Linked DNA regions of Homo sapiens: all the other regions are linked to region 1. A link is a contact called in ENCODE Hi-C or POLR2A ChIA-PET data. All regions are on one chromosome and are shown on one strand. The core of a region is the stretch at or near the end of the contact, and the rest is flanking DNA. Distances in the headings are between cores, read along the strand shown. Region 1 holds the start of NRDC (nardilysin convertase). Region 2 holds the start of ZYG11A (zyg-11 family member A, cell cycle regulator). Region 3 holds the start of SHISAL2A (shisa like 2A). Region 4 holds the start of TUT4 (terminal uridylyl transferase 4).

The links. Hi-C counts contacts between places; a loop is a spot of excess contacts on that map. ChIA-PET counts read pairs that join two places held with the same protein, here RNA polymerase II (POLR2A). Pooled maps may share reads with other maps.
Region 2: a pooled map shows a loop between it and region 1 (9-fold over the local background). The contact joins the promoter of ZYG11A here to the promoter of NRDC in region 1. A Hi-C loop is called at or near these places in 2 of 37 single-sample maps with no recorded cell type and 7 of 50 pooled maps. POLR2A ChIA-PET finds 5 or more read pairs at or near these places in 1 of 52 experiments (WTC11).
Region 3: a pooled map shows a loop between it and region 1 (7-fold over the local background). The contact joins the promoter of SHISAL2A here to the promoter of NRDC in region 1. A Hi-C loop is called at or near these places in 3 of 37 single-sample maps with no recorded cell type and 9 of 50 pooled maps. POLR2A ChIA-PET finds 5 or more read pairs at or near these places in 2 of 52 experiments (CD8-positive, alpha-beta memory T cell and WTC11).
Region 4: a map of CD8-positive, alpha-beta T cell shows a loop between it and region 1 (7-fold over the local background). The contact joins the promoter of TUT4 here to the promoter of NRDC in region 1. A Hi-C loop is called at or near these places in 4 of 168 maps with a recorded cell type or tissue (B cell, CD8-positive, alpha-beta T cell and naive thymus-derived CD4-positive, alpha-beta T cell), 3 of 37 single-sample maps with no recorded cell type and 14 of 50 pooled maps. POLR2A ChIA-PET finds 5 or more read pairs at or near these places in 4 of 52 experiments (CD4-positive, alpha-beta memory T cell, GM10248, SK-N-SH and 1 more).

The regions. Positions count from the first base shown.
Region 1 is chr1:51,876,279-51,881,796 of GRCh38, forward strand. NRDC (nardilysin convertase) reads right to left here and starts at 2,449. Exons shown (of 31, transcript NM_001101662.2): 1 at 1,997-2,449. The coding sequence starts at 2,337. RefSeq lists enhancers at 239-770, 2,439-2,733, 2,617-2,796, 3,187-3,740 and silencers at 2,487-2,536, 4,494-4,691.
Region 2 is chr1:52,840,236-52,845,753 of GRCh38, forward strand. ZYG11A (zyg-11 family member A, cell cycle regulator) reads left to right here and starts at 2,525. Exons shown (of 14, transcript NM_001004339.3): 1 at 2,525-2,738. The coding sequence starts at 2,649. RefSeq lists a silencer at 2,275-2,604 and an enhancer at 3,106-3,699.
Region 3 is chr1:52,630,681-52,636,198 of GRCh38, forward strand. It overlaps SHISAL2A (shisa like 2A), which reads left to right and starts at 2,488. Exons shown (of 3, transcript NM_001042693.3): 1 at 2,488-2,995. The coding sequence starts at 2,814. LOC124904178 (a long non-coding RNA gene) reads right to left here and starts at 2,775. Exons shown (of 2, transcript XR_007066084.1): 1 at 2,628-2,775. RefSeq lists silencers at 2,366-2,475, 2,566-2,755, 2,766-2,815.
Region 4 is chr1:52,549,951-52,555,468 of GRCh38, forward strand. It overlaps TUT4 (terminal uridylyl transferase 4), which reads right to left and starts at 3,142. Exons shown (of 30, transcript NM_001009881.3): 1 at 2,981-3,142. It overlaps LOC105378723 (a long non-coding RNA gene), which reads left to right. Exons shown (of 4, transcript XR_007066083.1): 2 at 730-854; 3 at 1,407-1,456; 4 at 2,291-2,887. RefSeq lists silencers at 2,755-3,084, 3,155-3,284, 3,325-3,434, 3,445-3,844.

The DNA of each region.
Region 1 (5,518 bases), core at 1,199-3,698:
CCTTTATCCGAAACACTCGGGACCAAAAGTATTTCAAATTTTGGATTTTTTTGGATTTTGGAATATTTGCGTATACGTAATGAGGTATCTTGGGGATGGGATGCAGTATAAATACAAAATTCATTTATGGTTCATATATACCTTATACACATAACCTGAAGATAATTTTATACAATATTTTTAATAATTTTGTGCATGAAACAAAGTTTGTGTACATGAACCAACCATCAAAAAGCAAAGGTGCCAAGTGTGGAATTTTTCACTTGTGGTGTCATGTTGGCGCTCATAAAGTTTTGGATTTCCGAGCATTCTGGATTTTTGGATTAGGGATACTCAACCTGTACAATCACATCTTTGATGAGAAAGAAAATTTAGCTCATTTATAAAGATCTCTTGACTCTGGCAGCCTGGAGAAAATATATCTAGACTTGAAGTGAAAGGAGAAATTAGGTTGGTCCTGAACTTGGAGCTAAGTGTCATCTGTCAAAGAGGTGTGGTGGGAAGTGGAAAAGATTATCTATAAGGTTGTTTCTTGCGCTAACGCTGTAGGGGCTTATAACAAATTTAGAACTAGAATCCTTCAGCTTTCAATTCACATAAGCAAGAAATTTGTAAAAAATCGGCAAACGGGCTGGGCGGGGTGGCTCACGCCTGTAACCCCAGCACTTTGGGAGAAGAGGCGGGCGGATCACAAGGTCAAGAGATCGAAACCATCCTGGCCAATATGGTGAAACCCCGTCTCCACTAAAAATACAAAAAATTAGCCGGGCGTGGTGGCGAGCACCTGTAGTCCCAGCTACTGGGGAGGCTGAGGCAGGAGAATCGCTTGAACCCGGGAGGCGGAGGTTGCAGTGAGCCAAGATCGCGCCACTGCACTCCAGCCTGGTGACACAGCAAGACTCCGTTTCAAAAAAAAAAAGGAAATCAGCAAATGATACACTGAATTTGGTGTCAGATAGTAGGGGTCATCATACCAGCTCTGTTATTATTTAGCTGTGTGATTCAGAGCAAGAAGCAAACTCTTTGGGTCTCAATTTCCTCAACCTGTTCAACGAAGTTATTGGACAATATGAACTCTATTTAAAATACATCAAAGTCCAGGCCTGGCACAGTGGCTCACGCCTGTAATCCCAGTACTTTGGGAGGCCAAGACAGGAGGATTCCCTAAGCCCAGGAGTTTGAAATTAGCCTGGGCAACATCGCAAGACCCAGACTCTTATTAAAACACACACGCACACACACACACGCAAGATACATCATAGTCATGATACTCCATGAAATAAGCTACCTCTGAAGGAAAATACTCAGGTGGGGACTGAATCACCAATTATTAGAAATGTTTAGAGAACTCCTGTACAAACCAAAAGTAGAGAATTTCAAGGTTAGAAGAAACCTTACAACTCACCCAACTGAGACCTAAGCCCTCTCTAATATATTCCTGGACGAGGTCGCCCAACCGTTTTGGTAATGGAGAACTACCCATGGAAACAAGTCACTTCAACTTAGGCCAAATATGATGCAAAGTTACTTTACTGAAGCCACACCATCCTCTGGTAACTTTCGTCCACTAGTTTCACCTATCACTTAAGTGTCCCTCAAATATTTTGGATAGTGATAATATGCCCCTTAAATATCCTGTCCTCCAAATTAAAGTATCCAACTCCGTCAACCTTTCCTGGTAACATAATACCAAGACTCCCTCACCATTCAGGCTGCGTTCCTCAAAGAAACCTTCATTCTTGCTTTAGCGACTGTATTCAAATGACTCGAAAAGCTTCTCCCATTCTGACGTCTTACAACCCAAGATCTCCCACTTGCCCAGCTGACACCACAGGGAAGCCTCTAATCACGCTTGCCACCTCCACCCAAGGAAGCATTTGGGGTGGAAAGTGTGCCCTGTTGCTCCATTGGGAGACATGGAGACAAGAAGTGACGGCGGCACCGACAGAGAAGCCGGCACACTGTTCGCCTCCCCATTGCAAGCCTCCTCCCTCACCGGTATTGCTTGGGGTCGCTGGGAGACTTGACGATCTCAGGGTCCCCAGCATTACTGAGAGACCCCCTCCGTCCCTCTTCCTCAGATTCATCCGCTCCTAGACGGGCAACCCGGCTGTTCTCGCCCAGATCCTGTCCATTGGGCTGCAGGTCAGGGCAGCTGCAGGTAGACTTCGCCTTGTTCCTTCCAGGCATGGCCAGAATAGGAAAGGGTCTGGCAGCAGCAGAGTCTTCGCACCGACCCCGCGTTTCGATTCCCCAGAGCGCCGCGAGCTCCCGCCCGGCCTCACACAACTTCCTCCGGGTGGCACAGACTGCAGCAACAGTGACTCTCCTCAGCATTCACCACCAAGCTGGAGCGATGGACATCCCGCTTCCCAGGACCCACCTCCTCCGCGTTCTAGAGGCGGTGGCGGCCGGCCCTGGTGCTGCCGCAGCCGCGGGGAACAGGCCTGAACCCCTCCCCCAACCCAGTCTCCCTCTCGCCGACTTCCCTCGTCCCTCCGCCCTCCCGGCCGCCGATGACGCTACTGATTTCAGCCAATCATGAGGCAAGAAAGTAGTCACGCTCACGTAAGCAACCAATCAGAACAGGAAAGGAGAGGCACCAACGTGACCCGGACTGATTCTCGGAACAGCCAGCGAACATTTCGAAACCCAAAGTGGGCGGGGCGAGGGAGAAGAAGCGGAGAGAGTGGCGCGGAGGACGACGGGAGAAGGGCCCCCGGCGCGTTTATGACGTACGAGTGTGTTTTGTGGAAACCACTGAGTAGTGCTCCGCGTGTCAAAGAAAAATATTCCCCTAATGAGAAAACTGAGAAACGAGTGCAGAGAATTAATTCCAAAGTTTTAAATTTTCCCATTCGTGTCATAGTTTGGGTACCCTACTCCTCAGACCCGGGGCGAGCCTTCGGCTGTGACTCAGCACATAAAAAACCAGAACGCCGGAAGTATTTTCCTACACCCGCCGGATGGACGCTGCTCCCGAGCGCCGCAAATACTAATTGGCTCTTCTCTACCCTACAGTCGGCCCGACAGTGGTGGGGTTTCATCCTCAAGCCCTAAGAAAGTGCTAAAAAGACCAGTCTGGATGTGCTAACTCTTCTGTGTGAAAACGTTTTTTAGCTCCTCCAGCCTCCTGTTAAATTCGGCCAATTTTTATCGAGCAGCTGCAGCGTCTGCTGCCTTCAAGTCTCCTTTCCCAGTTTTTCCCGCTAGCAGTGGTCTTTGGTTAGCAATGTAAAATGTGACGGAAATACAAACATAAATGAAAGCTAAAAAGCAGCTGAAATTAGTAAGATGCACTATACTGACACCATGGGGTAAGAGATCATAGCTCATACATACGAATGAGCGGGGAAAGACGTGAAGCAGGGAGATGTGTTGATAGTTACTGTATCTTCAAGGTTTTCGAGGCCTCTTCTGAGTTCCAAATGCAAGGAATACAACCATGAACAAAACAAAACTTGCCTTAGGCTGGGCGTGATAGTGATAGCTCACACCTATAATCCTAGTACTTTGGGAGGCCGAAGCGGGAGGATTGCTTTGAGCCTGGGAATTTGGTACCAGCCTGGACAACATGGTGAGACCCCCGTCTGTACAAAATTCTTTTTTAAAATTAGCCAGGCTTGGTGATGCGTGCATGTGGTCCCAGCTACTCAGGAGGCTGAGGCAGGAGGAACGCTTGAGTCCAGGAGGTCGAGGCTGCAGTGAGCCGTGATTGCAACACTGCACTCCAGCCTGGTTGACACAGTGAGACCCTGTCTAAACAACGACAACAAAAATTTAAAGCCTTGCCTTGGGGGAGCTTGCATCCTAATGGGAAGGAACTGTAAAATATGTAAACTAAAGTAAATCAGGCTTTTAAATAATTCAAGTTAGCTTTCTTCAGAAGTCTTATTGAGGACTGCCACCTGGGAGAGTCAGAGAGTTTTTTTTTTAGACTGCTCCAAAGCAGTGTTTCAGCCCGCAGCTTCTATACAGGTGGTGGCCGCTCTGCATGTGCTTGGAAGTTAAATCAAATGTGCTCAGAAAGGCTGGGCCTGTAATCCCAGTGATTAAGGAGGCTGAGGCAGAAGGATTGCTTGAGGCCAGGCATTTACAACCAGCCTGTGTAACATATCAAGACTCTGTCTCCACACACACATAAAAAAGCAAGGCGTGGTAGAACATCCCTGTAGTCCTAGCTACAGGAGAGGCAGAGTTAAAAGGATTGCTGGGACTCCTGAGTTTGAGGTTACAGTGAACTATGATTGTGCCTCTGCACTCTAGCCTGGTGACAGAGCAAGACCTTGTCTCTAATAAAAAAGAAAAAATGTACTCAGGAGTTACACTAGAGCAAAATCTCATGAAGGTTTAGGTGGAAGAGTACACATGTTTATAGATTATGGAGGCATAGTCATTAATCCTGTCAGAAATGTACAGGAAGAGGCAAGGTCGAGCATCATTGGATTTATCTTTTCTAAAAATGCAGTGATTCAGGCAAGAGACATGGGAACTTGTGCTCTATCCTGCATATTTTCAGGGTATTCTGGAGGGCTGTGCGCAGTCACTGAGGCTGTGAAATTCTGCTGGCAAGAGAGTTTGTGAAATTCTGCTGGTAAACAGAATGAGCAGACATGGCTTCTTATGTTTGCTACTTTGTCTCACATATACAAAAAACAATAAATGCAATGAAGACAAATTGTATAGGATAGGAAGATAAGGAGTTAGGGAGGAAGGGTACAATGATTCAGGTAGAAAATGATGGAACCTGAACTGGAGCAGTAGATGAGGTAAATTGAAAAATACTGTTTAAAATATCCCAGTTTGTTTCCATACATCTTTTCAAGAACTTACCACTTTAAGCAACTCCACTAGACTTCTCTTCTTCAGAGCAGTGGGTTGTTGTTGGTTTTATTTGTTTGTTTGTTTAGAGATGAGTTCTCACTATGTCTATCCAGGCTGGTCTCAAACTCCTGGCCTTAAGCCATCCTCCCACCTCAGCCTCCCAAATCACTGGGATTACTATAGGCATAACTACTGCACCTAGCTCACAGCAGTGGTTTTTAATTAAATTTTTCTAACTAGATACAAAGGTGGGCTGGATCTAATGGCATGTGTCTGTAGTCCCAGCACTTTGGGAGACTGAGGAAGGTGGATCACTTGAACCCAGGAGTTTGAGACCAAACTGAATATAGAGAAAACCTGTCTCCACAAAAAATACAAAGAATTAGCTGGGTATAGTGGTGCATGCTTGTAGTCCCAGCTACTTGAAAGGCTGAGGTGGGAGGATCACCTGAGCCCAGGAGGTCAAGGCTGCAGCAAGCCATGATCATGCCACTGCACTCCAGCCTAGGTGATAGAGTGAGACCCTGTCTCCAAAAAAAAAAAAAAAAAAGAGACAAAGATTGCATCCTGAAGTGTGAGCTGCTTTAAAAAGAGGTCTCTGGCGGAGGTTGCAGTGAGCCAAGATTGCACCACGGCACTCCAGCCTGGGCGACAGAGCGAGACTCTGTCTCAAAAAAAAAAGTCTCTGTGTGGT
Region 2 (5,518 bases), core at 1,275-3,774, 960 kb after region 1:
ATGTTGGGATTACGGTGTGAGCCACTGCACCCAGCCACTTTTATTTACTTATTTTTACTTTTTGCAACAAAGTCTCGCTTTGTCACCGGGGCTGGAGTGCAATGGCGCAATCTAAATTTACTGCAACCTCTGCCTCCTGGGTTCAAGCAAATCTGGCTCAGCCTCCCAAGTAGCTGGGATTACAGGGATGCGCCACCATGCCCAGGTAATTTTTTTGTGTATTTTTAGTAGAGATTGGGTTTCACTATGTTGGCCAGGCTGGTCTTGAACTCCTGACTTCAGGCGATCCACCCATCTCGGCCTCCCATAGTGCTGGGATTACAGGCATGAGCCACCGTGCCTGGCCTCATGTGTTACGTTTTAAATTAATTGGTTTAATAATAAGAGCTTAAATAAAATATTTTGTCAGAAAAGTGAAAAACATAATGCCTTTTATTTAGTTCATGTGACTTGGGTAATCTTTGGGAAATAAAGATGGGTTTAAAGATTATTGATAAAATACAAATGTCTTCAAAATGTAAACATGTGGTCAAAATTATGTTCAAATATTAGGTTTGCTAAATGCTTTAAGGTCATAAACTGCTTCCTTGGCTTTTGAAAATTGTTTAACTTGCCTGTTTTCTAGCTCGGTAAGGCCTGGGACATATGCAGTTGGCCACACCTCTAGATATGCTGGAAATAGTCAAACCTTATGAGAACATAACTTACCAGGTTCTATATTAAAGTTAAAATTGCTGAAATTCACACTTCAGCTGTAATAGGAAATATCCTCTCCATTGGGCAAAAGCCGAGGAAATGACTGTAACTTTCCTTCATCCTCGTCATTTACATAGGGCATACCCCAAGTAGAGGGTATTTAAACTCCCAAAAATTCTGTAACGGGGTCTTTGAGCCCCAGTGCTCGGGCCCACTCCCACATTGTGGCATTGTGGAGTGTACTTTCATTTTCAATAAATCCCTTCATTCCTTCCTTGTTTGTGCGTTTTGTCCAATTCTTTGTTCAAGACACCAAGAACATGAACACCCTCCACCGTTAACAAAAGCATATTGGCGGGGGCACGGTGGCTCACGCCTGTAATCCCAACATTTTGAGACGCCGAGGCGTGCGGATCACCAGGTCAGGAGATCTAGACCATCCTGGCCAACATGGTGAAACGCTGTCTCTACTAAAAATACAAAAATTAGCCGGGTGTGGTGGCGCGCGCCTGGAGTCCCAGCTGCTTGGGAGGCTGAGGCAGGAGAATCACTTGAACCCAGGAGGCGGAGGTTGCTGTGAGCTGAGATCGCGTCACTGCACTCCAGCCTGGGCAACAGAGCGAGACTCCGTCTAAAAAAAAAAAAAAAAAAAAAGCATATTGATTGGACTTGCAGTAAGAAAACTCAATTTTGACTCCCAGGTTGGCCACTCATCAGCTGGCCAAAAAACGTGTTGTCTATTCAACCTGTCAGTTCTTCAGTTTCCCTGTGAGAAAAATGGGGATGATACCTACAGCACAGGATTTTTTTTCTTCTTGTAGTAAGTGGATTAAATAAAAGAATAAATAAATGAAAGAAAAGCATTAGGCAAAGTACTTAAAAATAATTTTAACATCTGAATCCAATCCACTTATCAAGGACTTACTATGTAAAAAGCATTGTGATGTGTTTTACATACATTATTTAATCCTTACATTAAGTCTGTGAGATAAAGCATTCTCATTCTATTTTACTGATGAGGAAGTTGAGCTTCAGAGACATCAAGAATCTTGCTCCAGGTTCTCAAACACTAGATGGCTGAGCGGGCATTCTAATTCAGGATTCAAACTCCAAGGCTCATGCTCTTGAGAACTTTCCTTTTCCAAGGTATTGCTTTCTCTTAAATTAGCTAATGTGTACTAACTTGTGGAGTTTCTTTCCTGGAGAAAGTTAGAAGGGTCTCTCGGGGTTTCTTTCTTGGAGCAGGTTATAAGGGTCTTCTCGAGTACTTTTTAAGTAACAAGAAAGCTAAATAGATTTTTTGGTAGATACTTGCCAATATTTTGTATTCGTTTTATATTTGATTTATCCAGATACTCTAAGGAGTTGAAACAGAGAGGACCGTTAGAGAGGTGCTGTTGCCAGATTTTCAGGGGCAAAGTCTTTGAAATATATATTTTAATGTATGAAAGCTTTAAAAAATATATACATATATAGAAATAATGAATATGTGTGTGTGTGTGTGTGTGTGTGTGTGTGTGTGTGTGTGTACATGTATATATATATACAGTATTCCCCAAACCTACACAGCCGGTCCTCGGGGAATATCCTCTCAAGCCCTGAGGTGCAGGGCTGGGAAGGAGTGGGTGAGCGGCTGGGTCGTGGCAGGTTGGTCTGGGGAGGCTGGGGAGGCTGGGGAGGCGGGAGGAGAACGGTTGGCCCCGGCAGCGGCGTGTCGGAGGGCGGATGGGGCTAGGAGGCCGCCCGGGGGGTGGGGTCTGCGGCGGGCCGGCCCCCGCGTGCGCGTCGCCTCGCCGGGCATTTCAAAAGCTCGCCGGCAGGGCGCGGCGCTAGCTCCGTGTGCCTCGCAGGCGTGGTGGGCGCGTCCTGGCAGCCGCCCGCTTGGTTCTCGCGGGATCCGGGCTCCGGCTCGACGCCGGCTCTCTTTTTGACGCCCCGCCGCCGGGGTTGCCATGGTTCATTTCTTGCACCCGGGCCACACGCCCCGGAACATCGTCCCTCCTGACGCTCAGAAGGATGCCCTGGGCTGCTGCGTGGTACAGGTGAGCACCGGGGTGCGGGCGGCGACGCGGACCTCGGCGCCACGTCCAGCTCCGGCGAGCGCGGCGAGTCTCCTGGGACGCTGCCGAGGCACTTGCTGGGGAGTGTGGCCCGCGCGGGGCTGCGGTCTAGATGCCGAGCCCCTTCCAGGCGCAGGCGTCGCTGCGGAGGTGCGTTGTCGGGGGAGGCGGCCTGGGCGCCGCGGAGCGGGGGGTGCTTTTCTGCGCCCGGCGAAGCGCGTGGAACTTGCGCCCTGAGGCAGCGCGGCGAGAGCCCAGTCCCAGAGACCGGGGCGAGCCTCCTCAGGATTCCTCGCCCCAGTGCGGGCTGCTGTGAGCTTAGACGTAGGTGCAGGGCATGGCACTCGGCTTGGCCCGTAGTGGACGGTGTTTTTGCAGTCATGAACCCAAACGCCGCAAACCTTGACCGTTTCCCCACCCGTGTTGTGGACGCAGCGCCCCGCGGAGGCGGTGACCCTTTGGCCGTTACCACCTGAGGCCTTTGGGCCCGGGGCCGGGCGAGTAGCTTAGTCCGGCTGGGGGAACTGGAACCCGAAGTCTGAGATTCTTTCAGTTCCGCGCGTCCGCCCCCGTCCCCGTCCCGTCCCCAGCCTTTGCCGAATGCCTGTTACTCTTAGCTCTGGACAAAATGCAAACCCAAAGAATGTGTGTTTAGCGCCTGCTGTGTGTTAAGTGTCGCCTTTCTTTTCTTTCTTTCTTTTTTTTTTTTTTTTTGAGACGGAGTCTCGCTCTGTCACCAGGCTGGAGTGCAGTGGCGCGATCTGGGCCCACTGCAACCTCCGCCTCCGGGGTTCAAGCGATTCTTCTGCCTCAGCCTCCCGAGTAGGTGGGACTACAGGCGCGTGCCACCATGCCCGACTCATTTTTTGTATTTTTAGTAGAGACGGGGTTTCACCATGTTGGCCAGGATGGTTTCGAACTCCAGACCTCGTGATCTACCCGCCTCGGCCTCCCAGAGTGCTGGGATTACAGGCGTCAGCCACCGTGCCCGGCCAAGTGTCGCCTTTCTAAAGCAGTCTGGTAACCCCTAGTCTTTTGTAGGCTTTGCTAGGCTCCATTTTACCGATGTAGGGAAGTTGGGAGCTCTGAAATTTAGTTGACTTGCTCGTGAACTTGAATTTCACCTCAGGTGTTCAGACCTCTGGCCCCACTTTGGAAAAAACCCGCCAAGGGCCACCCTTGGGGAACTCGAGGGATTGAGTGGTGAAGGCTCGACCCAAAATTTATGGAGAGAAGGAAATGTTCTGATTAAGGTTGTGCTTTACATATTAACGCCTTGTTGGAAGACTTTGTGCCCTGCAGTGATCTAGCCTGTAATCTTTTGAACTCATTTAGAAAAGTTATATAATTTGTGGATTTGTAATTAATGGAAAACTTGGATTTTTTACGTGTGTGCTAGCATCGTCTCAAGCACATTTTTTCCTGCTTGGAATCGAAACAAGATTTCTTTACAAAAGTACTCACACCCATTTTCTCTGTCTAGTTCTGGGTATATCTCATTTTCTTTGTTAAGGATTTTATTTATTTTTAATTAATTATTTTAATTACACAAATATTGCATGAATACTTTTTTCCCTATGAAACATACATACAATTATTTCCATTTATGTCATTTTAATCTTCTCTTAGCAATGTTTTGTAGTTTTTAATATAAAAGTCTTTTCACATTTTGTTAAATTTGTTCCTGTTCTTGATACTATTGTAAATACTTTTTTTTTTTGAGACGGAGTCTCCCAAAGTGCTGGGATTACAGGCATGAGCCACCGTGCCCGGCCAGCAAATATTTTTTAAAACTTTATATTACCTTGTGTATATATAAGAATACATAAAATTGATTTTTGTATATTGATCTTGTATCCTACAGCCTGGCCAAAGTCACTTAGTTTTCTTTATTTTTTTGTAAATTTTTAAAGATTTTCTACACAGTCATATTATTTTCTTTTTATCCTTTTAATTTTTTATTTTTAATTAAGACGGTGGTTTCCCTATTGTCCAGGCTGGTCTTTGAACTCCGGCTCAAGCAATCCTCTTGCCTTGGCCTCCCATATCTTTTCAATTTTTTGCTTCATGAATTTTGAAGCTATTAGTAAGTTCGTATGCATTTAGGAATGTTAATTCTGCTTGATGAATTGGCCCTTTTATCATTAAGAAATGTCCATCTTGATCTCTAGCAATATTCTTGTCCAGAAGCCTCATTTTTTCTGACAGTGTAGTCACTCCAGTTTCCTTGTGTCTAGTGTTTAACAACTGTATGTTTTAAATTGTGTCTCTTGTAAACAGCAATCTTGCATTTGTATGTAGCCTAATGGTCTGTGCTTTTTTTTTTTTTTTTGAGACGGAGCCTTGCTCTGTCACTCAGGCTGGAGTACAGTGGTACAATCTTGACTCACTGCAACCTCCGCCTCCCGGGTTCAAGCGATTCTCTCGCCTCAGCCTCCTGAGTAGCTGGGACTACAAGTGTGTGCCACCATTTCCTGGCTAATTTTTGTATTTTTGTAGAGACAGGTATTTTTGTAGAGGCGGGGTTTCACCATGTTGCCCAGGCTGGTCCTGAACTCCTGGCCTCAAGCGACCTGCCCATCTTGACCACCCAAAGTGCTGGGATTACAGGCGTGAACCACTGCACCCAGCCTTTATTTTTGAATTTTTTTTTTTTTTTTTTTACAGAGGACAGGAAAGTAAACATTTTAATTTTTTTAATTAAAAATGTATTTTTTAAATTGATTTTTGCAGGGAGGAGAGAGTCTCACTCTGTTGCCCAG
Region 3 (5,518 bases), core at 1,238-3,737, 750 kb after region 1:
TATTGCCTGGCACATCATAGCTCTGTAATAAGTGTCTGCAGGAGAACAGAATGAAGGAACACAATGCATATAATGAAGGAAAAAGCATTAAAGTAGGAGCTAGAACAGAGACATGAGAGGATGTTCACATAGAGTCCATGGAGCCCAAGGAGCCTCTGGATAGAGTGTAGAAGGTTCATGAATTTACGTGGGAAAAATCACATCCTTGGTATGCATTACCTCTAACTGAAATTCAGTATTTTCTTTCATCATGCATATTGGTAAGAAAACCCACGATAGTATTAGTAGTGCTTGTGACTTTGTCACCAATAGAAATCACAGATATTTTCATATTGTATTACAGTAGAGACATATTGAAATACTAGTTATTTTCATTCACCACTTCAAAATTATAGTAATTAATAGACTCATCTCTAGATCTTATTGACACTTTTTAAAAAGTAGGACAAATCATGATTCAATATAATTGGTATCCTCTGTAACCCTAAATAATTTTTTTTTTTAGTTAAAAACATTATTTGTGGCCTGGTGCGGTGGCTCACACCTGTAATCCCAGCACTTTGGGAGGCTGAGGTGGGTGGATCACTTGAGGTCAGGAGTTCAAGACCAGCCTGGGCAACATGGTGAAACCCTGTCTCTACTGAAAATACAAAAATTAGCCAGGCGTGGTGACGCATGCCTGTAATCCCAGCTGCTTGGGAGGCTGAGGCAGGAGAATCACTTGAACCCTGGAGACAGAGGTTGCAGTGAGCCGAGATTCCAGCCTGGATGACAAAGTGAGACTCCATCTCAAAACAAAACACAAAAAACAAAAACAAAAAAAAACCCACTATTCTGAATAGGGGTTCATAGGCTTCATCAGACTGCCAAGGGGGACATGGAGACAGACATGGGTATCAGCCCTGCCTGGGCCATTGATCGCTGTGTGGTATTGGACTTGTTATTTCAGGCACATTCACCCCTGCGTGGCTCACCCCAGAGGGCTGTTGGGAGGAACAAATTAATTCTTGGCTGGGAGAGGGTTTTGGAAATTGTTGGAGGCTTTCTAGTTTTGCCAAAAGCCAGGGCAGAGCGCTTTCTTCCTCCCAGCTGATCTCCAGGCCTCCAGGAAGCCTCTCCCTCCCAGAGGATTCCTCCCCTGTACTCTCCATCTGATAAAGAGGCTGAAGTGCACCCTCATTAGTGTAGGCTCTCCAGCTCCCAGTCTGCTCAGACCCACAGCTCAGGGGAGGAATGTTCTGGAGGATAATAACAGTTCCCTCCAGCTTTCATATTTGACCTTACAGTGACTCTTGAGGACACCGCCTCCCTCAGAGCCCTCCCCTGCTTCCTCAGATGGTGCCCCTCTGTGTCCAGGTCCTTGCATTTCCCTTTTTACTGCCCTGTGCTGTGATCGTCAGTCAGTCTGACTCCTCCATCAGACTGTGTGTTTCTCAACGGCAGGCCCAGATCTGATCCCTCTCAGGGGCCCTAGGGCCCACCCAGGTCAGGGCAGCGGCACAATCAGCATCTGAGGAGCTGGCCTGGGTGAGGACAAGGAACCCAAAGCTCAGAGAGAAACAGCAGGGAAGGGGTAGAGCTGGGCTGGAGCCCAGATCCCCTGATACCCACGGCCCGTTCCCCACACGTCCAAACCAAGGGCGAAGGAATCGGGGGTGCCCGAGGCACCACAGTAACTATTTCCTACCCTACCCACTGCTGTGAAAAATGTAGAGCTAAGGCACTGAAGGTGCTGTATGAAGCCCTTCCAGATGGCGTAAGGCAACAGGGTACATGGGGGAAGCCAAGGCACTGAGAGCCCCTTCAGACTGTGGTTCTCTGATGCTAGTGAGAACACTGCCCTTGTTCTCTGGAAGTAATTTTTCAAAATGGACAGGTCTGCTGACTTTCTTTGCTGGTCAGTGTGGGGAAGGAGGTTACCGTCTGGGCCCATCCACACCCATATTCGGCTCCTTGTCCCAGGCCAGTGGCAGGCAGTATGAACAGAAGAGTGTGGACATTGTCCGTGCACGAGCTAGCTCTCAGCGAGACTAGCAGGGACTCCAGATGATGAGGACATCTAAAAGCCCGCTAGAAAAGAGGCACCATGAAAGCCGCAGAAAGAGCAAGGACTTCCTACTAGGCCGCCCCCGGTTAAAATCTCGTGGGCTTAGGAACTCCGGGAAATGGCTTCTCTCTGGCCCTCAGCTCTCACCTTTAACACGGATGCGAACATCCCCGGGCCCCTGGGTTTTTGCGGAGGTTGGGTGAGGTTGTGTTCACTCTCCTCACTGACCCCGCCGTGTGGTCGCCGGCTGGTGCCTTGTCTGTCTGCCCCAGCCCCGAATGCCCCGAGACTCCCGGCGCCGGCTCGGTGCAGGTAAGGCGCCCGCGCCCTGGCCTCGAATTCCCGCCCCGCCACTCTGGCCGCGTCGTGCTGTCGTTGCGCACCCAGCGCCCTCGTGCAGGCAGGGGGAGCGCAGTGGGGAGGGGGCAGGAAGCGCAGGCAGAGCCAGGCGAGCACGCGGCTCCCGGCCCAGCTCCCCGCGTCCGCTCCGGCTCCTGCCGCGTTCCAGCAGCCGTCACTCCCGCCGCCGGCCCCCGCCGCCCGCCCCGCCTGCCCCTACCCCTCCGCGCGGGCCGGGCACCTGGCCGCCGCTCGGTCCTCGGGGCCCCGCGCTGCTGTCTCTGTCTCGGCTTCTCTCGGCCCCTGGGTCTCTTCGTCTCTGCCGTTCTCAGGCTCAGCTCCGTCTCGCTCGGTCCCTCGCTTCCCCGCCGGGCTCTAGCCGGCCGTCTGGTGGCCCGAGGTGGCGGCGGGCTGGGCGCGGGGCGCGATGAGCGGCGCCTGCACGAGCTACGTGAGCGCAGAGCAGGAGGTGGTGCGCGGCTTCAGCTGCCCGCGGCCGGGGGGCGAGGCGGCCGCTGTCTTCTGCTGCGGCTTCCGCGACCACAAGTACTGCTGCGACGACCCGCACAGCTTCTTCCCCTACGAGCACAGCTACATGTGGTGGCTCAGGTACCGTCCCTGGCCCTCACCCTACCTTGAACCCCACTCCAGTCTCAGCGCCTTCACCCCAGCCTCAGCCCCCACCCGAGTGTCCACCTGAACATCAGCAGCAAGCTCTAGTCCTTACCGTCCTCATGCCCACAGCATCAACCACCCCGTGAAACCCCATCTCAGCTCGATTTCCTCATCCTGACCCCAACCATTATTTAGAGCCATGCTCGGACCTCCCCCTCCTCTAATCCAAAACAATCCTCACTCTATCCCCACCCCAAACTTCATTCCATCACCACCCTCATCCCAACCCCAAATCACATATCAAGCCTCCCCCTAACAGCAACTTCCATCTTCAAACATTCACAGGCAGCCCAACTCCACCCCAATCATCATCCCACCAAGGTGCCCTTCCTAATATCAACACCAGCCTTATTCCTGACTTTCCACACTCCCCAGTACTGACCCCAGACCTTATTCTATCACCAGCCCCAACCTCCTCTTCTGTCCTGCCTGCAGTCCCACCTCAGCTCTTCTCCCACATCCTGACTCCAAATATTATTAATATCTAGATCTACATCCAAACCTCAACCTCCAGACTTAACCCTCGCCTGGTGCTACACCCCAACCCCAGCCTCAGCCCAGCGTCAACCCTTGGTTCCCTTTTGTATTTAGTCATTCTTTCGGGCACTCTCTACTGAGCACTTGGTGTGTGCCAAGCCCTGTGGTGAGTGCTGGGGATGTACCCCATCCTCAAGCTAAGGCAGAAGACTCGGGAGTCAGAGCTGCCTCCAAGTTCATCATGAGACAATGGCATAGTGCAGAAGCTAGCTCAGGCCATATTCATAGAAGTGTTGACTCTCCACCCATAGGACCTCAGTTTCCCCATTTGTTCAGGGAAGAGGTTGCATTCCTGGAGCCTAAGTGTTGGCTTGAGAGGGTAATAGGTCTCAATCCCCCTGGGTCTCCAAAGGCCTTACCTGGAGAATGGAACTTGATCCTCAGCCTACTTTGGGAAACAGGCATCAGCAAAAATTGAGTGGGCCATCTCAGTAGTTAGTGATTTTCCTGTCCCTGGAGGTATATGAGCAGAGGCTGCTGCCCTCTGGGTGGGAAAGGACAGTGTCCTATGCCACGAAAACTTCTCAAGTCTCTGGCTTTTCATCTATCAAACGGGCAGTAGGATGATCAATCATTGCCCTGATTTCTGACTAAGGCAGTGGTAACGGTCAAATGACATACATAACAGAGCTGAAATCAACTTGACATATGCCAATGACAATTACAAATATTATTGCTTTTTCTAGGTGACTCGATCCACAATTCTAAATGATTTTCAGATGGCCAGGTTATCAGATCCTACATATTTGTGCTATCTATAACCCAGGGAATTATATTAATGTATTTTCTGTTCATCCATATATTCATTCATTCATTCATTCATTCTAGCCTTTACTTTGTGCCAGGCACTTTGCAAGGTATTGGAGACACAAAAATCAATTATTCCCTGCCCCTGAGGAACTCACAGTTTATTTAGAGATACAATGGTATTCACTTGACAAGTTCATTTTGCTTGCTGCCCAAAAAAACCAATGCACTGAGAACAACAGGTTTTGCAGCAAAGAAAGAGTTTAATAATCACAGGGCCAACCAAGTGGCAAAATAGGACATAATTCTCAAATCCACACCCTCATTCCCCACCCCCCACCCCACCAGAGAATTCGGAGACTATGGTTTCTCAAGGAATGGTGGCAGATGGGGCTAGGGAATAGGGAATGCCAATTGGTTGGGTTAGGGATAAAATCGTAGGGGATCAAAGCTACCTTCTTGCACTGAGTCAGTTGCTGGGTAGGGGAGCTCACAAGACCAGTTGAGCCAGTTTATTGGTATGGGTTACTGGTCCAGGTGGCACCAACTGGTCTATCAAAATGAAAGGTCTGAAAGATACCTCAAACACCAGTTTTAGGTTTTACAACTCCTCCTATAGGAGGAGTTGAGGAGATTACAAATCATGTGACCTCCAGCTACACGACTCCTGAACCATAATTCTAACCTTGTGGTTAATTTGTTAGTTTAACAAAGGCAGTTGCAGTCCCTGAGCAAGGAGGGTGTTAGTTTTAGGAAGGGGCTGTTATCATCTTTGTTTTAAAGTTAAACTATAAACTAAATTCCTCTTATAGTTAACTTGGCCTGTGCCCAGGAATGAAGAAAGACAGCTCGTAAAGTTAGACACAAGATGGAGTCAGCTATGTCAGATTTCTCTCACTGTGATAATTTTTCTGTATCAGATTTCTCTTACTGTGATAATATTCACTAGGGCACTTTCACAACATTCACCTAAAGTGAAACAATGAAGTTTTGTTGAAGGCCCACTGTGTAGTTGGCATTGAGCTAGGCTCTGAAATAAGATGGCACTGACCTCCCTTGTAAGTACAGAGACAATGTGGAGCTTTGGGGCTGGTCAGAATCTGTCACTTATTATCTATGTGGATTGGAAAAGTTATTTAACTTCCTAGTATTTTCTCTCAACTTTAAAATGGT
Region 4 (5,518 bases), core at 1,892-4,391, 670 kb after region 1:
CAAATCTCTCACTTAAGGGGGAAAAATCCTAACATTAATCTTTGCATTTATATACCCTTTCTTCTCCTTGGGCCTGTAAGAAATACTCCGGAGGAAAAGTCGGAACCTGCTTTTTCAGAGTGTGTGGTTTATTTGAATATAGTCTGTACATAATAAAATAAAGATTTAAAAAAGGAAAGAAAAATACTCTGCAGAAATGATGGTTTTTAAACATTTCCCCCAAATTATGTAATTATTTAGGATTCTAGAATTAAAACAATTCAGTTAGTACCCAGTAAACAACTCTAATTGCTCTAAGATTAATAACAAAAAGTCTACATATCCTGTTTTAAAGTATGGTGTCCCTTTCCTTTGACTTTTTTAGGTCTTTCTGGAATTGTTCTTTTTTAGAACGTATTTCTATCCTACTGCAGTGGCTTTAACTGAATTTAACATTTTTTAATCAATTCAAGTATTTGCAATTTATTTGAAAAAGGAACACAACTCATTGAGTTCTATTTTGTCAAACAAAATGTTCTGGCATCAACATTAACAGGTAAGTATTGCTTTTTTTTTTTTTTTTTTTTGTTTAAGACAGGGTCTTACTCTGTCGCCCAGGCTGGAGTACAGTGGCGCAACTGTGCCTCACTGCAACCTTGAACTCTGGGCTCAGGCAAACCTCCTACCTCAGCTTCTGGGACTACAGACGCACACCACCACGCCCAGCTAATTTCTTTTATTTTTTGGCAGTGACAAAGTCTCACTATGCTGCTCAGACTGATATCAAACTCCTACGCTCAAGCAATCCTCTCGCCTCCACTTCCCAAAGTGCTGAGATTACAGGCGTGAGTGAGCCACCTGGCCAGGCCCTACAGGTAAGTGTTGGTTATTTTGTTTCTCTGAAACTAGAAACTTTAACAGTGAATAAATTCAAACACCTTTCTTGATCAACAGATCCTGATTTGACATTCTGTAGAGAACACAACATAATTAATGGTACTTATTTTTATGTCAAGATTAACTTTGAGATAAAAAAGAATTCTAATTACTTACTCTAAAATGAATCTGCTGAGAGCTAATAAAAATTCTCTTTAAACAGCTCTTTGTTAATCAGAGAAATTTATAATTATACATTTTGATTCTAAAAGGTCTAAAATTAAAATGTAGACACTGTACTGTTCTAGCTCCAGCAACTAAAAATAAATGTAATTTTAGGTGTCACTTAGAATTTATAAACTTGAACTTATATGCATGACAATATTTGTTAATTTATCTGTACTAACAACTTGGCCTATGACAATGAAAATACTTTAAATTTCTTTTCTGTATTTAAATGTTTGCTGGATTTAAAACATCAAATGTCATTAACTTTCACTTCCATTTCTGAATTATTTTAAGAAAACTTCATTTTTCATTTTCCACACTAGCCAAGTGAAAAACTGCAAGCAGCAGAAAAATTTATCTAAGAGTTTTAAAAGTAAGTTTCTTTTGTTTATATTAAATATAAATATTTTTAAAGCATAAAACGACTTAAAATTCTTATCTTCCCCAAAGTATATGGTTTCTAAGAAGCAATCTTTAAAAATTTGTTTATAAAAGCAACATAGCACACTAGACACTAATGAGTTATCTTAAGCACAGCTTTTTAAGAGAATCAATATTTCATTTTACCAGTTGTGACTAATCAGTACTACGATGCAGTGTAGTGACATACATGAGTTCTAAGCCTAAAGAAAATTTCAGCGCGCTCGCGCGCGCACACACACACATACACACACACACACAAAGTCGGCTTTTCTTTTTAAACCATCCCACAATTCAACACCTCTCGGTGGTATTCTCTGAATTATCATATCTGGCTGGGATTATCCAATTTTATTAGCTAACAGTTCTCATTACTTTAAAAACAGAAACAGGATATGTTCTGTTTCATCAAGTGCTACAAACATTTCGCTGCTGTAAGACTGGAGGGAAAAAATCTTTGGAAATAAAAGGCCATCTGATCCACTCGGGCTAATTACTAAATGCATGCCAACAATACACAATTCGAATTGCATTTCTGGACACAATTTAAGATCACGATAGGGCAGGTCAAATGTGTAAGGAACTACTACTTCTATCAAAATGAAGAAGCAGATATACGGTATCTAAGATCTCACGCAAAATTCATCTAAGACTTCGAAATCTTCTGAAAAGAAAATGTGTAATCAACGTTGTTAATACAACAGTAATTCATCCCATTCAAGTACGACTAGAAATCCCGCTGATGTGCTTCTTTCAGGTCTAAACATCTCATTCTTTCGCAATCCAGATACCAACAGGAGTCTGAAACCCTTCGCAGAGGCGTGCAACACACTAGGAGAGCGCTATCTGTTTACAAATACGAATCTCAGTTACCCACGTCAAAACCGCGCATTACCACCTTTCGACTGGGGGGCGGGGGAGAGAGAAGGCGGGCGAGCAAGAAACAAAATCCACACAGACACCTCTGCCTTCTCCCTACAAGGACGAGCCCGGGGAAACATTCAGTATGTATTATATGCGTGTATACATTTATATACATTATGTAGTCACCTATGTCTAAGCAAGGGTGAAAGAAAAAGGTACACATGACAGGGAATCGTAACTGGACCCAACAGAAATGTTCAAACCAATCCCGTTAACTCAAAATCCGCCCCGCTGGTCTACAACAGGTTTCGGTCCGGGACCGGGAGCCCCAGCCACAGTGTGGAGTTCGTCCCCAAAGCGCCCCAATGCCCTCCTCAGGCCGCCCAGGCCGCCGTCCCCACCTCCCTTATCTCAGCCTTCCCCTGGGACACCCGAAGCCCGTTCCAGGAAAGAAAGAAGTGTCAGGCCCCCAGGGGGCGGCTGAGACGCTCTCAGGCCAGGCCCCCGACACCTGCGAAGCGCGGCACCTGGGGAGGGCGAACCGGGGGCCGCCCGGCCTTCCCGAGCACACCCCCTCGGTACCCGACGCTGCCCCGCGGCCGGAACCTCGTACCTGCGAGGCCCGCGAGCTACAGGCGCGCGCGACGCCTCCTCATCTCAGTGGCTCCTGCTCTCCCTCCGCCTCCTGCTGCCGCCGCCGTCGCCGCTGCCGCCGCTGGAGGCCGGGACACGACTAGCTCAGGACTCCACCGCCATGTCCGCCGCGCCGCGAACTGCATTGTGGGGGGGAAGGGATGGGGAGGGGGAGGAGGAGGGAGAGGGAGAGGGAGAGAAAGAGGAGGACCCGCTGAGGGGAGGGGGCGAGGGAGAGCGGTTGCCGGGGGAGAGGGGGAGGGGAGAGGACAGAGCCTGTAATGGGGTCCTGGCCCGGGAGAGGAGGAGCTACGCGCAGAGGGAAGGGTTCAGGGGTGCCCCCTCCCTTCGTTCGGGGGGCCCCACAGGCACCGTTTACACCGGGGCGGGGGAGGGGGGAAACAGCACTGGGGGGAGGGGTCTCGTGGTGGCCGCGAAGAAACAATGGGGAGAAGGCCGAGGTAGGAGGATCGCGCACTCACACCCACGCGGAGGGAAGGGAGCGCGCGAGAGACACTCGTTAGCTCGCGAGGAGGGGGCGGGCCGCTGGCAGAGGGGAGGAGGGAGCCACCCGGGGCTCGCGGGCAGGGGCGGGGCCGCCGAGCGGAGGTCGCGAGGTCCCGCAGCCCGCCTGGGCGCCGCGGGTTAGCCGCGCTGATTCGCCCGCTTGCCGGAGTGGGTGGGGGTGGCGGGCGCCCCAGTGCTGCCCCAGTCTGGTTCCTAGTCTCTGCCGAGGCCCCCGAGCTGGAAGCCGAGCCCGAGGGCCGCCTCGGCGCCTCGCTCCCAAGGCTGCTCCCCCTGGGGAGGAAGGCCGGCCTGGAATGGGTACCCTCTGGCCTGGCACTCGGACTGGGCGTGGCCCGAGCCTCGGCGGACCCTCGGAAGCCCAAGCGGGCTTCGGAGCAACGGTAGGGAGCGGGGCAGAGGAAGCCGCCAGGGTCGACCCCCACCCACTCACCACGGCCTCCAGCCCACCGCAGCTGGACCTTTTTTCCTTTGAAAAGGCAGGCAGTTCAGGAATGAAGGAGCTCGAAGAGAAATCTCTGGAGCACTCCATCTCCCACCCCCAAAAGAGGTTTTAGAAATCATTTCTTTAGCTGCAGGCGGGCATAAAACCATCTACCATCAATGGGCCCCCTCATCCCCTTGCTTTTAACGTATTACATTCCTCTACATAATTATTTAAAGTCACGGGCGGAACGGACTTAAGGTTTTGTTAGTTTTGTTTTTTGTTGTTTTTTTTTAAGACCCCAGCCTCAGAGATTATTTAGCCAATCTCTGACCTCAAAGCTGGACAAAGCACACAACCTCTGTGCTCTGTGCCCAGTCCTTTGAGTTTGACACATGCTAGGCAGGAAAAAGGTATGAAAAGAGTGGACGTAGAGGTGAAGGGAAGATGTTAAATCTTAAGTATTTACAAGATAGTGCCTTATAAATTTTCTTATAATGTGACTCAGGCTGGGACTGGTTAGAGGTCACAGAGGGACGCTCCACTTCACGATAGCCCTGTGAGTTACGTACTGTTGCTCTCATTTACGGATGAAAAAACTAGGGTTCAGAGTTAGTGCATTTTACCCCAATCTGGCTGATGCTACAAGGCCCAGGTATAATGGATAGAGGACTGGATTTCAAGTCAAAAGAGCCCTACCTGGTTTTGGCGTTTATCAACATGATGCCTTTGAGCAAATGTACCCTCTTGAGTTTCCTCATCTGCAAATTCTTAATCTGTATCCCTGCTTCGCTTGACTAGCCTGGAAACAAAGAAAAAATCCCTACTTCACCCGGCTGAAAGCCTAAAGCCTATAGAGACACTAAGAAGATACCGACATGCCCTTCAATTCAGTGATAGCAGTGTCCTTAGAACAAGTTCAATTGAGTAAACATTTCCTAATTACTTAAGAGCAAAGCGTTGTTAGGTGCCTAGGGAAACAAAGACAAATCATTGCTTCCTGTCTCCAAAAAGTTCCCCATTGAGCAAGCAGGTGAGCTACAATAAAAGCAACAGGTCTTATTAACAAAGGGCTGGGCAAATCCAGAGGAGAGTGTGATAAATTCCACTTTGGTGAGACTTCCGTGGAAGAACTAAAAGCTGGACCTTGAAGATCTGTCTGCTGTGTGCCAGACACATGTCTGTGATTCAGAGGGCAGCATTGACTCTGGAGTGTGCAGAAGATAATGAATCTGGAAAAGAAAACTGGGGCCAGACTGAAAATTTCAGTGCCTCTCTGCCCTTATCCCCTCCAGATACTCTCTTCTACTACCTTGCTTATTCCCCAAGACCCAGCTCAACCTCTACCTTCTTTATTAAATCTTCCTGATTACCACCCCTCCTCTGCACTCCACTGAATGTGATCCCTCTATTCTCTGAATTCCGTGACCCCAATAGATTGTACACTTCAGCACAGATACTTACAAGGTATTCCTTCTGATACCTACATAGTTGTCGAGTTGAAAATTTTGACAACTATAATTTTATCATCACAGCTAGAGCAAGTATGGTTCTGACACAAAGAATAAG